Linked DNA regions of Homo sapiens: regions 1 and 2 are each linked to region 3. The links are chromatin contacts, found by Hi-C in ENCODE. All regions are on one chromosome and are shown on one strand. Each heading gives the region's core, a stretch centred on a gene start or an enhancer-like site at or near the end of the contact. The rest is flanking DNA. Distances are from core to core; before and after follow the strand shown.

What was found. A loop is a pair of places that touch in the nucleus more often than their neighbours do. Pooled maps may share reads with other maps.
Region 1: a map with no recorded cell type shows a loop between it and region 3 (2.2-fold over the local background). The contact joins the promoter of RAB17 here to the promoter of UBE2F-SCLY in region 3. A Hi-C loop is called at or near these places in 1 of 37 single-sample maps with no recorded cell type and 9 of 50 pooled maps.
Region 2: a loop to region 3 is called in a map of CD4-positive, alpha-beta memory T cell, with 5 times the contacts of the local background. The contact joins the enhancer-like site here to the promoter of UBE2F-SCLY in region 3. A Hi-C loop is called at or near these places in 4 of 168 maps with a recorded cell type or tissue (B cell, CD4-positive, alpha-beta memory T cell, CD8-positive, alpha-beta T cell and 1 more), 6 of 37 single-sample maps with no recorded cell type and 14 of 50 pooled maps.

Annotation. Positions count from the first base shown.
Region 1 is chr2:237,589,284-237,591,983 of GRCh38, forward strand. It overlaps RAB17 (RAB17, member RAS oncogene family), which reads right to left and starts at 1,451. Exons shown (of 6, transcript NM_022449.4): 1 at 1,184-1,451. RAB17-DT (RAB17 divergent transcript) reads left to right here and starts at 1,877. Exons shown (of 3, transcript NR_187201.1): 1 at 1,877-1,984; 2 at 2,589-2,700.
Region 2 is chr2:237,667,846-237,672,673 of GRCh38, forward strand. All of the region lies in intron 1 of LRRFIP1 (LRR binding FLII interacting protein 1), which reads left to right. Among named protein-coding and RNA genes, the nearest start is that of LRRFIP1, 43 kb to the left of the region's middle. Within about 2 kb of position 1,891, at least 19 of the 41 ENCODE cell types and tissues checked have a DNase peak (open chromatin) inside an H3K27ac peak, as active enhancers do.
Region 3 is chr2:237,964,789-237,968,904 of GRCh38, forward strand. It overlaps UBE2F-SCLY (UBE2F-SCLY readthrough (NMD candidate)), which reads left to right and starts at 2,157. Exons shown (of 19, transcript NR_037904.1): 1 at 2,157-2,344. UBE2F (ubiquitin conjugating enzyme E2 F (putative)) reads left to right here and starts at 2,226. Exons shown (of 10, transcript NM_080678.3): 1 at 2,226-2,344. RefSeq lists a cis regulatory region at 90-753 and a silencer at 2,270-2,449.

The DNA.
Region 1 (2,700 bases), core at 201-2,700, 380 kb before region 3:
ACTCCACCCCCGTAATACAACCACAAATGGTATTTTTGCCTACTTCTAGTTTTTTTCTATGACTCCTAAAAACAAACCAAAACCCATAGTTTTAACATAAAATTATTATCCGATGGGTAAGAAATACTTAATACCAAAGGCAGTCTCACACATTGCTTCAAAATCATGTTTAATGGACATATAACATTTCTACAACTATCTCAACTTGCTGAACCATTTTCCTAATACTGGATTTTTACTTAGTTTTAATTTTTTCTCTGTAATAAGACTGCAGTAAACATTTTCTTATATAACTTTTTGTGTGATTGAGTGTTGTAAGCTTTCAATAATGAGAGGTTGGAGCCTTCTGTCCAAAGAGAAAATTAAAAGTGTGGCACCTGACCCCCACCTCCAGAATTTAATCAAGATGGGGTTATTAGTAGTGAAAGATGTTATTAGGTTGTTGAAGACAAAGATGTTTTCAGGAACACCATATTCAAGACTGGCGCTTCTCTAGTAATCTTAACTTGGGGCTTTTTAATCTCTTGCACCTCCCTTCCACTAAAGGGAAAAAAAACGGAGAGCAAATCCCACATTAGTCTTTTTTGCGGGGAAGGGGCCATTCCAGGGAAGGGTCTGATTGATGAGTCTATCGGCAACTGTGATCCTGTGTCACCCTTGCCTGGGGCCTGTGAAGAATATTGAGATTACGAGAGGTACACCTGTACATTGCATTCAGAATACAGCCATCTGATACAGAAAACACAATGTAGATTGTAAAAAGGAGTTTACAAGAAAACCTGACAAGCTTCCTAGATATCACTGGGTATTAAATTGGGAATGTTGATGTCATTTGAAATGGATTTCTTTAAGAGTTCTTCTCATTACCAGAAGTTTTTTGTGTTTTTTTTTTTCAAGACCTTAAAACCGGAACTTTCCCGAAGAAAAATGCAAATAAGAATCTCCTTCTGGGAATCCGACTTAGTGAGCCATCAGAAATCTGAACTAGGAAGTCTCCGCCCCAGCTTTGTCCTTTGATTATACACACATGGGCACATGCACAGACACAAACAAATACAGACATGGGTACAAACACGTGAGCACACACACAGACACACAGAGACTCACACACAGAGAAGCAGAGACACACACACACACAGGCAGACACTCCACAAAGGGCACAGAGGTTTAAACAATGACTCACCTGTTCCCCAGGCCCGGTCACTTGCAGGGAGCTGAAGAGCCTGTCATCACCAGTCCACAGCGTTGCTACCTGTCTCCGCTTTCTCCTCTCTCTGGTCCAGGGGAAGGTTTGCTTCCCTCCACAGGCAGGACAGGACAGGAGGAGCCTCTACTCCAATGGAAAACAGCCGCAGAGCAGAGGTCAAGAGCAGCAGCCTCGGACCAGAGCAATGCCCACTGGACCCCAGCGCCAAGGTCAGGCCTCTTCTCCTCCCAGAAGGTTTCAGGGCAAAGTCCACAGTGGTCATGTGGTCACCTGAGGCAGGGCAGGAGGCTGGACCTCAAAGCAGGTGACCCGGGAGCACCTGCGCGCTGCCGGAAGTCAAGTCACATTCCAGTCCTGCATTTCCTGGCACCCAACTGGAGCCCGTTTTTCAGCTTTATTCCGGGGTTTCACTTCCAGGATCTCACTTTGGCACAGAATGTTTTTCTTGGCTCCTTCCTTGGAGCTGTATGGAATCTTTGTTGCACTTGAAAAACCAACAGCCCAGAAGAGAAAAGAATATTCCGGTCAGATGAATTAATTCCTCCCACTGTCAGCTAGAAGCCATCCCTGGCTGAGCCCTGCACTGGCCAGAGGCAACTGAGTGTGAGCCAGTCCAGGGTCAGATCCTGGGCTGATGCCACCTGAGGGCGGGGTGGGGGCGTGGCCTCCGTGCACATGGGAGACTCCAGGTGCAGGAGAGGGGGAGGTGGACTTCCTCTTGGTCTTCCCAAGCCATGAAACTTCCTGGCTTGGTGGTAACAGAAGAGTCTCCTCCAGGTAAGATTTCCAGAGCCTCTGAGTATGGCTGGGGTAGCAGGGTTGGGCCTGAGGCTGAGGAGATGGAAATCTGTTGCCGTGAACATTACTCCACACAGCCAGTATACGGGAAGCCAGCTCACTTTATGTCCTCCAAACTCACCCTAACTTCTCGTTTGGGTCTCATCCCGCGGGGCTGCTGGGAAATAAGCTCCGCCACCACAGTGGTTCCTCCGCCCTGTGGGAGTGGGGGGCTCTTATGCTGGAGGGGGGACACTGGCCTGGACTTCTGCTGAGGCTCTGCCCCTCATCCCTGCAGGACGGACTAGCCAGTCCTAACACAGGACTAGCGTTGCTCTACCACGTCCAAGCCTCCTCTGAGATTCTTCCTCCATGCAACCACTTCCCCTGGGGCGTGGCCACCTCCCTGGAAGCCGCCAGCATGCTCGGCTGGGCCCCCGCACTCTGGAGGCTTGAGAATCTCTCTATTTTTGAATGACGTCCTTATCCTCTGCCCCCAGGCTGGTAACCAAAGGTCTGGGGGTGGTGACGTGCTGGGAATGGTGTAACTCGTGAGATGGAGGCTGAATGTGGAAATACATGAATGTGCTTCTCTTCTCTCCAGTTCCCTTGAAGAATCCACCTTCCTGCAGGGTTGGGGGAGCGCAGAATGGGAGGAAGATACAAATACCAATTTTATAGCAAGAATGCAAAAAGAGGCCAGCGCGGTGGCTCGA
Region 2 (4,828 bases), core at 641-3,140, 300 kb before region 3:
CCATTCACTCAGGCTCCGTCAGCCTCTCCCGGGTTCCTGGGCTTCTCTGCTTGTTTTCATGAGGTTTGCGCCTTTCTCCTATGCCAATTTACAGTACACCCTTTAGCAGCTGCAGCCACATTTGGCTTTACAACCCCTGGATGCCCTCATGTCCTGCCCAGACCCTTCTTTTGAACTCCACCTGACAACTTGACACCCCCCTTTCCCCAACACTCTTCATCACCCTGCCAGCAGCTGCTCCTCCTGCATTTCTCATCCCCCCACCTCAGAGCTGCCTGAGCCGGGGCTCCCCCGAGCTTGTTCCCCTCCCCTCCTCGGTGAAATCGTGAAGCTGGCTGAGGCCCCTCCCCTCACATAGTGACCTCGGCAGCCTCCCAGTCCATCTGCTTCCAAGATTGGCCCCACCACACCTGCATCTTCATCTTGGTGTCCTAGTGATCCTAGGACATGCCAGCCTTGGGATTGAAAACAGCAGCCTCTCTCCCCAGGACAAGGCCCCGTCACAGCTGTCCCTGTGCCTGTCATCATGGCCCCCTGAAATAAAGTCTGCCTTACCATCTTCACAAAAGGAGAAAGAAAACACAACCCTCATGCTATGGTTCCCCGCCTTACCATCCTTAATGACTCCCATAGCTTCCGGGATACATTTTAAAGCCATATGATGGCACCAGGGGCCTCTTAGCCCCCTCCTTCCTGCCTCTCTCCCATGGGGGTCTTACACTCCAGTTGTACCGAGCTACTGAAGAGCGTTTCCCATCATTTTCCATCCTTCCAGCCTCAGTTCCCCCTCCTCCAGGAAGCCCTCCCTGACTTCCTCGGCTGGGGTAGGAACATTCACACTAGCTGCTTATTATCCTCACAGCATTTTTCCTGAGGTTTAGCTTACAAGAAGTCTTTCTGTTGAATAAATGAAGAAATCAGCAACAAGGGTAATTGTTGCTGAAAGAAAATATTTATTATATTAAACGTAATACATGTTTATTATAGAAAAATAATAAGGAAAATTCAGGCAATAGTAGAAAATAAAAATTATGCCTCATACTTGACCAAGCACAATACCTGTTAACATTTTGTTTATTTTTCTCCATTCTTTTATCTGTGACTTTTTTTTAACATAGTCTCAATTATGTGTCTCTAAATAGCGCATTTTTAAAATCTCCTTTTTTTAAGGAAAGAAATAAGCGTAACTCTTGTATCAAATGCTCTGTAAAAATGTTTTAATGGCCACAAAATATGGCTTTGAGGATGCACCATCACGTCCTCACTTCCGTATTGCTGGACACTGAGGCTTTTGTGTTTGTTTACTGCGGTGAATAGCATTGCAGTGAACATCTTTAAGAGTGAGGTTTTTCTACTTCAAATTATTTCCTTAAATTAGAATATTAGAAGTGCAATTTAAACCCCAAACCTACAAACACGGTTAAGGACCTGGAGCTTTGCTTTCCTGAAAGGGTGTATCAGTTTACACTTGCATTTGTGTTGTCTGAGAGTGTCTTGTTCATCACAGGATTAAGTACTGTGATTATCTCAGCTTTGTAAATTTGACAGCTAAAAACTGGCAGCTAACTGATTCTTAGGTATCTCAAGTTCTTTTTCAAATCGTCAAAACGTGTCTTAGAGTGAGTGTTGATATTTTCTTGCTGATTTGTGGATTGCTTATTAACCTTTTTCATAGTTGTTGCAAATATTTTTTTTCAGTTTAGATTAGGAACTGAATATCTTCCTCATGTCTTTAAAGAAATATGCCTGACCAGGTGCTTGATAACCCTAAACGGAGTTTCCTGCCGGGCTTTCTCTTGTATGATGTTGAGGCCGTCACGGTTTGTTGAGCAGAGGAGTGAGTGCTAAAAGCTGGAGTTCAGCAGAACCACAGTGATGCCTCCACCCCGGGTAAATGCTTAACCACACTCCTCCCTGTAAAAATAACGGTGTCATTAAACATGGACCGGCTGTTCCATGAGCTCATTCCTAGGAAACAGTGGCTGAGTAGCAGAAGCCTGACCGGTCTCCATTTCCGCCCAAATGTGGGATGTGTGCACGTGGCATAGAGCCTCGCACGTTGCTTTTGGGAGAATCAGCTTGAGTCAACTTCTGGCAAAAGATTGGGGCCGTCTTTGGACAGATTTGAATATTAGACACCATATCATCTAATGAAAACCAGCTGGGAAGAGTCAGTTTTCCTGTGTTCTTGGGCATTTGACAAATGGTGGGAGATAGTTCTAATTTTAGAAAGGAAAACGTAATGCATATTCTCATGATGATTTGTCAACTGGATATTTTGCAGAGAGGAAAACGTCTGAAATGTCCCAAATAAAGCTATCTGCTGTCATGAGAACACAGCTGGCAGGGCAGAAAGCAGTGTCGATCAACAGGAGGTCGTCCTGCACCGGGACGTCAGTGCCCCGACACCTCGGTGTGTCCCTTGGCTGTGTGGCCTTGGGCAGGTCACTGGTCAAGCCTGAGATAATGACATTGGTCTGCTGGGGAGCAGCGGCCCTAGGCCAGATGTACTAGGAGGCCCCTTCCTGGCTGTGATTTTAAGATGGAGGGGAAAATGTTTATTTGTTCTGTGAAAGCCAGGGGTGGGGTAGGACAGAGCCAGCAACACCGACAGCCCATCATGCTGAGCCAGAGGTCTGCTGAGCTGAATTGAAGCTGTGTCAACTACAGTACGTGCCTCACCGAGCCTCAGTTTCCACATTGGTGCTGTGCAGATGATAATACAGACTTTGCAAGGCTGTTGAGACTTACCTGCACTAAGACATAGAAAGTGCCCAACACAGCGCCTGCAGGGCCAGCACTCGGTGGCAGTCTAAGGAATGTCTGTCACAGCGCTCCCAGATGGCAGGTCCTGCCTGCCTGGGCCCAGCTCTGGCTGTGTGGCTCAGGACTATGGGACCTCTGCAGGCTGCGTCCCCTGCCTGCCTCAGTTTCTGCGTCTAAGCTAGAAAGCATGATTGTTCCTCCCCGTGGGGCCGTTACGAGAAGCAAGCACATGGAAGCGTGCCAGGCATTTTCCGAACGTCTGGAACATCCTCAGCGGCAGGGTCTCCTCCTCCCTCTCCTCCTCCTCACTTAGAAATATTTTCCCTGGGAGTCCCACGGAGGTCGTGAAGATGACAGAGGCTGCTGGCACTAACAGCTGTGTGGGGCAGCCCAAGCCCCTACTTTGAAAGTTCCATTCCATCCCTCGCATTTCATCTGAAGAGCGCTATGTTCTCCCTGGGGAGAACTGGCCTGTTGCATATGAAGAGTCCAGAGATTTTGAACAAGGGAACCCCTTCAGCTTCGAATGACCATTACCGTTGATGATCCCAGAAGTTCCCTTTCCAAGCAGTGACCCATGGACTTGTGTCCCTCGTGTGATAACCTGCACTACACACATATCCTACAAGTGTCCATAGTGGTTATAAGCTGCCACAGCCATACAGATCTGAGAGCCAGAGGCCTTCAAACCAGCTAAGGCTCTGAAACACTTCAACTCCACTTAAGAAAACAAATCGGAGCACATCCGTGATCCCACAAATGCTAATTTGCTTGTCACACATCAGAAACCCAGGAAGGCACAGAATAGATGCTCTCTTACTGGCTTATAGGTTGGGTACTTTAAAGTTGGAGACGTTTAAATCAGAGATAAACCTATTGTAACAATACATTTCATGTCATGTGAGCCTTTTGTCTTCCAGCAACTAAAGGGAACTGTGGTAGGATGAGCTGGGGTCACAGGGACAAGGAAGACAGGTAAGGGGACGGAAGCCGGGGCAGCAAGGAGTGGCTCAGGAGCTCTCACCCTGCAGTGGGCAGCTCATCACCCCTGCTCCCCGTGTCTGTGTCCCTTCAGGAGAAGCTGGCCAGGGACAGGGCCACCACTCATAGACAGCTCCTCAGCCTACTCAGCACTGCTTTATGTGTCTGTGTGCACACACGTGTGCATGCCTGTGTGTGTGCAGGTGTGTGTGTGCCTGCATGTGTGTGTGCACATGTGTGTGTGTGCCTGCATGCATGTGTGTGTCTGTGTATTCCTTTTGAAACATACTAGATGCCCTCTCTAAGTAAATCACATTTAACTGCTGTAACTAACCCGTCTGGCAACATCTTTTCTTAATGCTTTTTCACTGTTCACCGGGTTGAGGGTTTCTTTTCCTTATTTCCACTTCTGCTTCTTTAACGAAATTATATGACTTGATACAGTATCATTCTTTTCAAATTCAGTGTTTCAGTAAATAGTTCTTTTCAGCAGACAATTACTTAGGCAGAAGTAGTTTAACATAGCATTTGTCTCTGAAAAAAATGTTTTTTTTCCTTTCTGTCTAGATCCTTTAAAATATATAATATTGCATCATATACAATATTGGCCTGTACCAAGCACCTGTATCCAGAAAAGTAAAAAAGCTAACTGGCTTAAACCACAGCAGAACCTGCCTTGCTGGGTCACCTTCCTTCAGTTCCTTCTCATGGTTTCTAGAATTCCTTGAGCGCACACAGCAAGCTAGCTCTACAATCACTTTAGAGAGTGAGGATCGATGCCCCAGCTTCTTGTTTTCTTAGTGGCTTTTTAAAAAATAGTAGACAGTATATAGCTATCTACTGGCAATAGGAATCTCTTAAAATCAAGGTGAGAAATGTAGTTCTTTTGCAAGAGAGTCAGAGTTTTGTGTTCAATGAAAATTTAATATTTGAAAAATAAAAGATCTTAAAACTATTAGTTTTCCATTATGATCAGATGGCTCTGTCAAAATGGAAAGAAAGCAGGGAATTTTCTGTACTCCTCAACACAAAGTTTATCTTGTTCCTGAAAAAATATTGAACCATTTTTTCAATATTTGTC
Region 3 (4,116 bases), core at 907-3,406:
TCACTCATATTTGGCTCTGAATAAAATCTCTTCAAATATTTTACAGTTTGACCTTTTTTGCCAACAGACTACTTAACTTCTGTGTCAGTTTCCTCATCTATAAAATGGGGATAATACCTGTTTCATGGGGTTATTGTTTGGATTAATTGAGTTAATAAACTAGGAAGTCCTAAATAAGTCTTAGTGAAAGAATTAGGCAGCCTCATGAAATGGAGCTAGAAATGACTTCATTCATCCACAGCGGTGGAATTTGGGCCTACGTGGGCCAATGTGTGGTGCAATCCATTCTGCAGACAGTGACGCTTATGAGTAAGACAAGTGCTCACGCCATTCCGGCTGCACCTTCACACACTGCAATCTTCAAGCCCTTATCTCCTCTCACCAGGACTCATGCCGCCAGCGCATGCAATCTCTATCCAGCAGATGTGTTTTAATCACCTGCATGTTCCAGGATGGGAAAGGGGGTGGCAGGAGGTGACGCTGGAGGAAGAAGGAAGAGGAGGGCTGAGGAGCTGAGCTTAGTCAGGGAAACAGGCCATGACAATAAGGAAGAGGGAAGTGCAGGGCTCCAAGGAAGACACAGAGGGCACCTGCACTGCCCCACCCCACCCCCAGGCTTTGAGGCCTATCAGAAGTTGGTGTCTTAGCTTAGGAAAACTTGAGAGTTAGCCGGGCAAAAAAGGGAGAGACATGGTCCCAAACACAAGAAATAACACAAGTTGTGTTCTTTCTTTTTTCTTTTTTTTCTGGAAACAGTCTTGCTGTGTCACCCAGACTGGAGTGCAGTGTCAGCTCACTGCAACCTCCGCCTCCTGGGTTCAAGCAATTCTCCTGCCTCAGCGTTCCAAATAGCTGGGATTACAAGGGCGCACCACCACGCCCGGCTTTTTTGTATTTTTAGTAGAGATGGGGTTTTGCCATGTTGGCCAGGCTGGTCTTGAACTCCTGACCTCAGGTGATCTGTCTGCCTCGGCCTCCCAAAGTGCTGGGATTACAGGCCTGAGCCACTGCGCCCGGCTGAGTTGTGTTCTTGACCAGTTTTCCTGACTCCATTCCCACCGACTCACTTAGAGCCAAAGCCTTTATTATTATTATGGGGACAGGGTCTGCCCTGTCACCCAAGCTGGAGTGCAGTGGTGCGATCACGGCTCACTGCAGCCTCAACCTCCTGGGCTCAGGTGATCCTCCCATCCCAGCCTCCTGAGTAGCTGGGACTACAGGCGCGCGCCACCACGCGGCTAATTTTTTTTTTCTTTTTTTGTAGCGATGGGGTCTTGCCACCATCAGGAGGCTGGTCTTAAACTCTTGGGCTCATGGGATCCTCCCACTTTGGCCTCCCAAAGTGCTAGGATTACAGGCGTGAGCCACCGGGCCCGCCAGCCTCCTTTAGGAAGAAAACCTGATAGTCACTCCACTGTTAGAAACCTCTCAGTGGGGTTTTTCGAAATGAAAGTCTAACTCCTTGTCTCTTTCTGACCGTTTCCATGCTGAACCTCATCTTTCTAATGGCCCACTCCTCCAGGGGCCTGCCTGACGCCCAGGACGGCCCCTCGTCAATCACACAGGACGCTAATGGGCGCGGGATGAATCTGGGCGCCCAAAAGAGGACAAGTTGAAATGGATTTTTAAGGTACTTTAAACACATTTAAGAGAGAAAAGAAGGAATAAAAGGGACATGACAAGAACAGTGGGGCCTGTGGGCGCAGCACACGGTTTGGGGTTGGTCGTGGCTTGCGTGTCTGACCGCCCGGTCTCCCTCACCGCCTGCACTGCAGGCTGCGGGGGCCTGTCCAGTCCTTTGCACTCCAGGTGCGGCGCTGGACAGCGGGAGCTCCAGCCACGGAGGCCGCTCCTTCAGGGAAGGATAGCCCGGGCTCCTCCGTGCCCCTAAACCCTGCAGACCACGAAGTGAACCCGTGTTGGAACCAGGTGCAAAACCCCCAGCCCTCCGGCGCTCGGGCTCCAGAGCCAACTCGGAATCCCCGCCCCTAACGCTACTCGCCAATCAGCGGCGGTTGCGAAATCCGTGCCCGCCCCCTGGCCGCGCCCTCTGCCAATGAGCGAGGTCCGAGAGGCCCGTCGCCCAGCCCAGTCCCGATCGGCGCACGCCGCTGTTCGCGTGTCTGGTTCCAAATAAAGTTTTTCGCGACTTTGAATTTTTTTTTTAAAGCGCCCGCTGCTGTCTCGGCTGCCGCGGGCGAGAGCGGCCGAGTCCCCGCCCCGCCACTTCCGGTCCCGCCGCCGGGAGCCGGTGCGGCTGTGAGGGGCCGCGTCTCGCAGCAGCCGCCCGGACCGGGCATGGTGTTGGGCGCCGGGCCCGCCTCGCCTGTCTCGGGGAGCCCAGGTGAGGAGCGACCGTGCGGCTCTGCGGCGGGGCGAGGTGCGGCCGCCGGTGCACGGGCTGGCCTGCGGGCCGGGCGGAGGGCGCGGGCGGTGGCGGGGCCGCCTCGGGCCCGCCGGGTTCCTCACGCCGGGGGCCTGGCGGGCGCGGGCACCCGGACGCGAGGCCGAGCGGCGTGAATGGGAAGGGGCCGCGGGCCGCGGGCCGCGAGCCGGGGGTCGGAGGCGGCGTCGGCGGCCGGGGCGCTGGCCTCGCCCGGCAGTGAGTGACCGCGGCGGCGGCGGCGGGGGACGGCCCGCGCCGAGCACCTGGTGTGAACCAGGCCCTGGGCCGAGCGTGGCACAGACCTGGCCGCGCTCACGCCCCACTCGCGGGATCGGCTGCCTGCCTTGTACGGAGGAAGCGGGGCGTCCAGCGCCTGGCCAAGGTCACCGGCCCGACGTGGCCGCAGAAACCGGGACTGGACTCCCGATCGGGGCAGGAGTCGCGCTAGGCCGTGAGGAGCGGGGGAGGTGAGGGGAGTGACAACTCGCGCCCGGTCCTCGTACCTGCAGCGGGAAGAGTAAGTATGGACGCTTACCTACAACTGGGGGCGGCCAGGCTAGTTTGGAAAATTTTTACCACAGCAAAGGAGACGAGGAAGGAAGGGCATCTTGGAACAATTAGTGCAGCAGAGTCTTGGTTCCAGACCTAGTTCTGCTGGTGTGTCATCTTGGGTGTGGCCTTCCCCTCCCTGGGCTCAGTTTCCTCATCTGTCACAGGAGAGAATTGGGTCCCCCCACTCTGCATTCCCGACCGCCTGGAAGTGGGGGCAGGATGGGTTGGAATAGCCAGAGAAAGCTTCTTGGAGGAGGAGATGTTGGGATGTAGGTAGGAATCTTCCCCTTAAGGAAGGGGTAGGATTCGTTTGTGAAGGGAAGGAGGGCATTCTAGACCTGGGTATCAGACTGAATAGAAGCTTCTGGAAATGAACAGGGTGTTGTGAAGGAACAAAGAGGAAACTGGCCTGCCTGGTGCAGAGGAATCCTGGCTGAGGAGTGAGATGAAGGCAAGGGGGAGCATAGAGGTGGGAGAGAGAGAGAGATTGAGAGACAGAATCACACCAAGCTTAGTGCTGTGGGGCTTGAGGACCCCCCACCTGGACATACCTGCCTTTCAGGTAGTAGGCAGTGCAGGAAGGGGCAGGTTTACTGCTGAACGTAAAAGGGGCTGGGCTCCAAAGATGGTCGGTCAACCAGCGTACTCCTGTGCCGAGCAGGAGGTTCCTGGGCACTGGCATTCTGTAGAAGAGTGGGATGTGGACTTTGTTGTGCCCTGATCGGGGCCCCTTTGGCTGGGGAAGTTGAGTGTCCCCTAGTGACCCGCAGTCCCATCCTTTATGCTTGGATTGAGACGTCTCCATTCGGAAGGAATTGTAAATAAGTAGCCCCCTCACCTTGAGCTGACTGGCCCCTGGTGTCCCTGCACAAGTGACATGGCCTGGTTTTGCCATTGCTTGCAGGGATGCTGAGTAAATATCACTTGATGGCACTAGTAAGTTGCACACCAGATGCTCTTCTCCGGGCTGTCTGAAAGCAGGTCCCACCCAGAGGAGGAACCTAACTGGGCCAATTACAACTTGTGGAATTTAGAAACTGAGAATGCTGTTCAGAACAGCTGATCTGTTACCGAAATGCTGCCTTAGAGCGTAATTTGCAGGAAAGAGGAAGTTTTGTTTTAAACCAGATCTTCAAGAGTTGAAGCATATTGAAGAAGGAAAAGAATTCTGAAGCAAC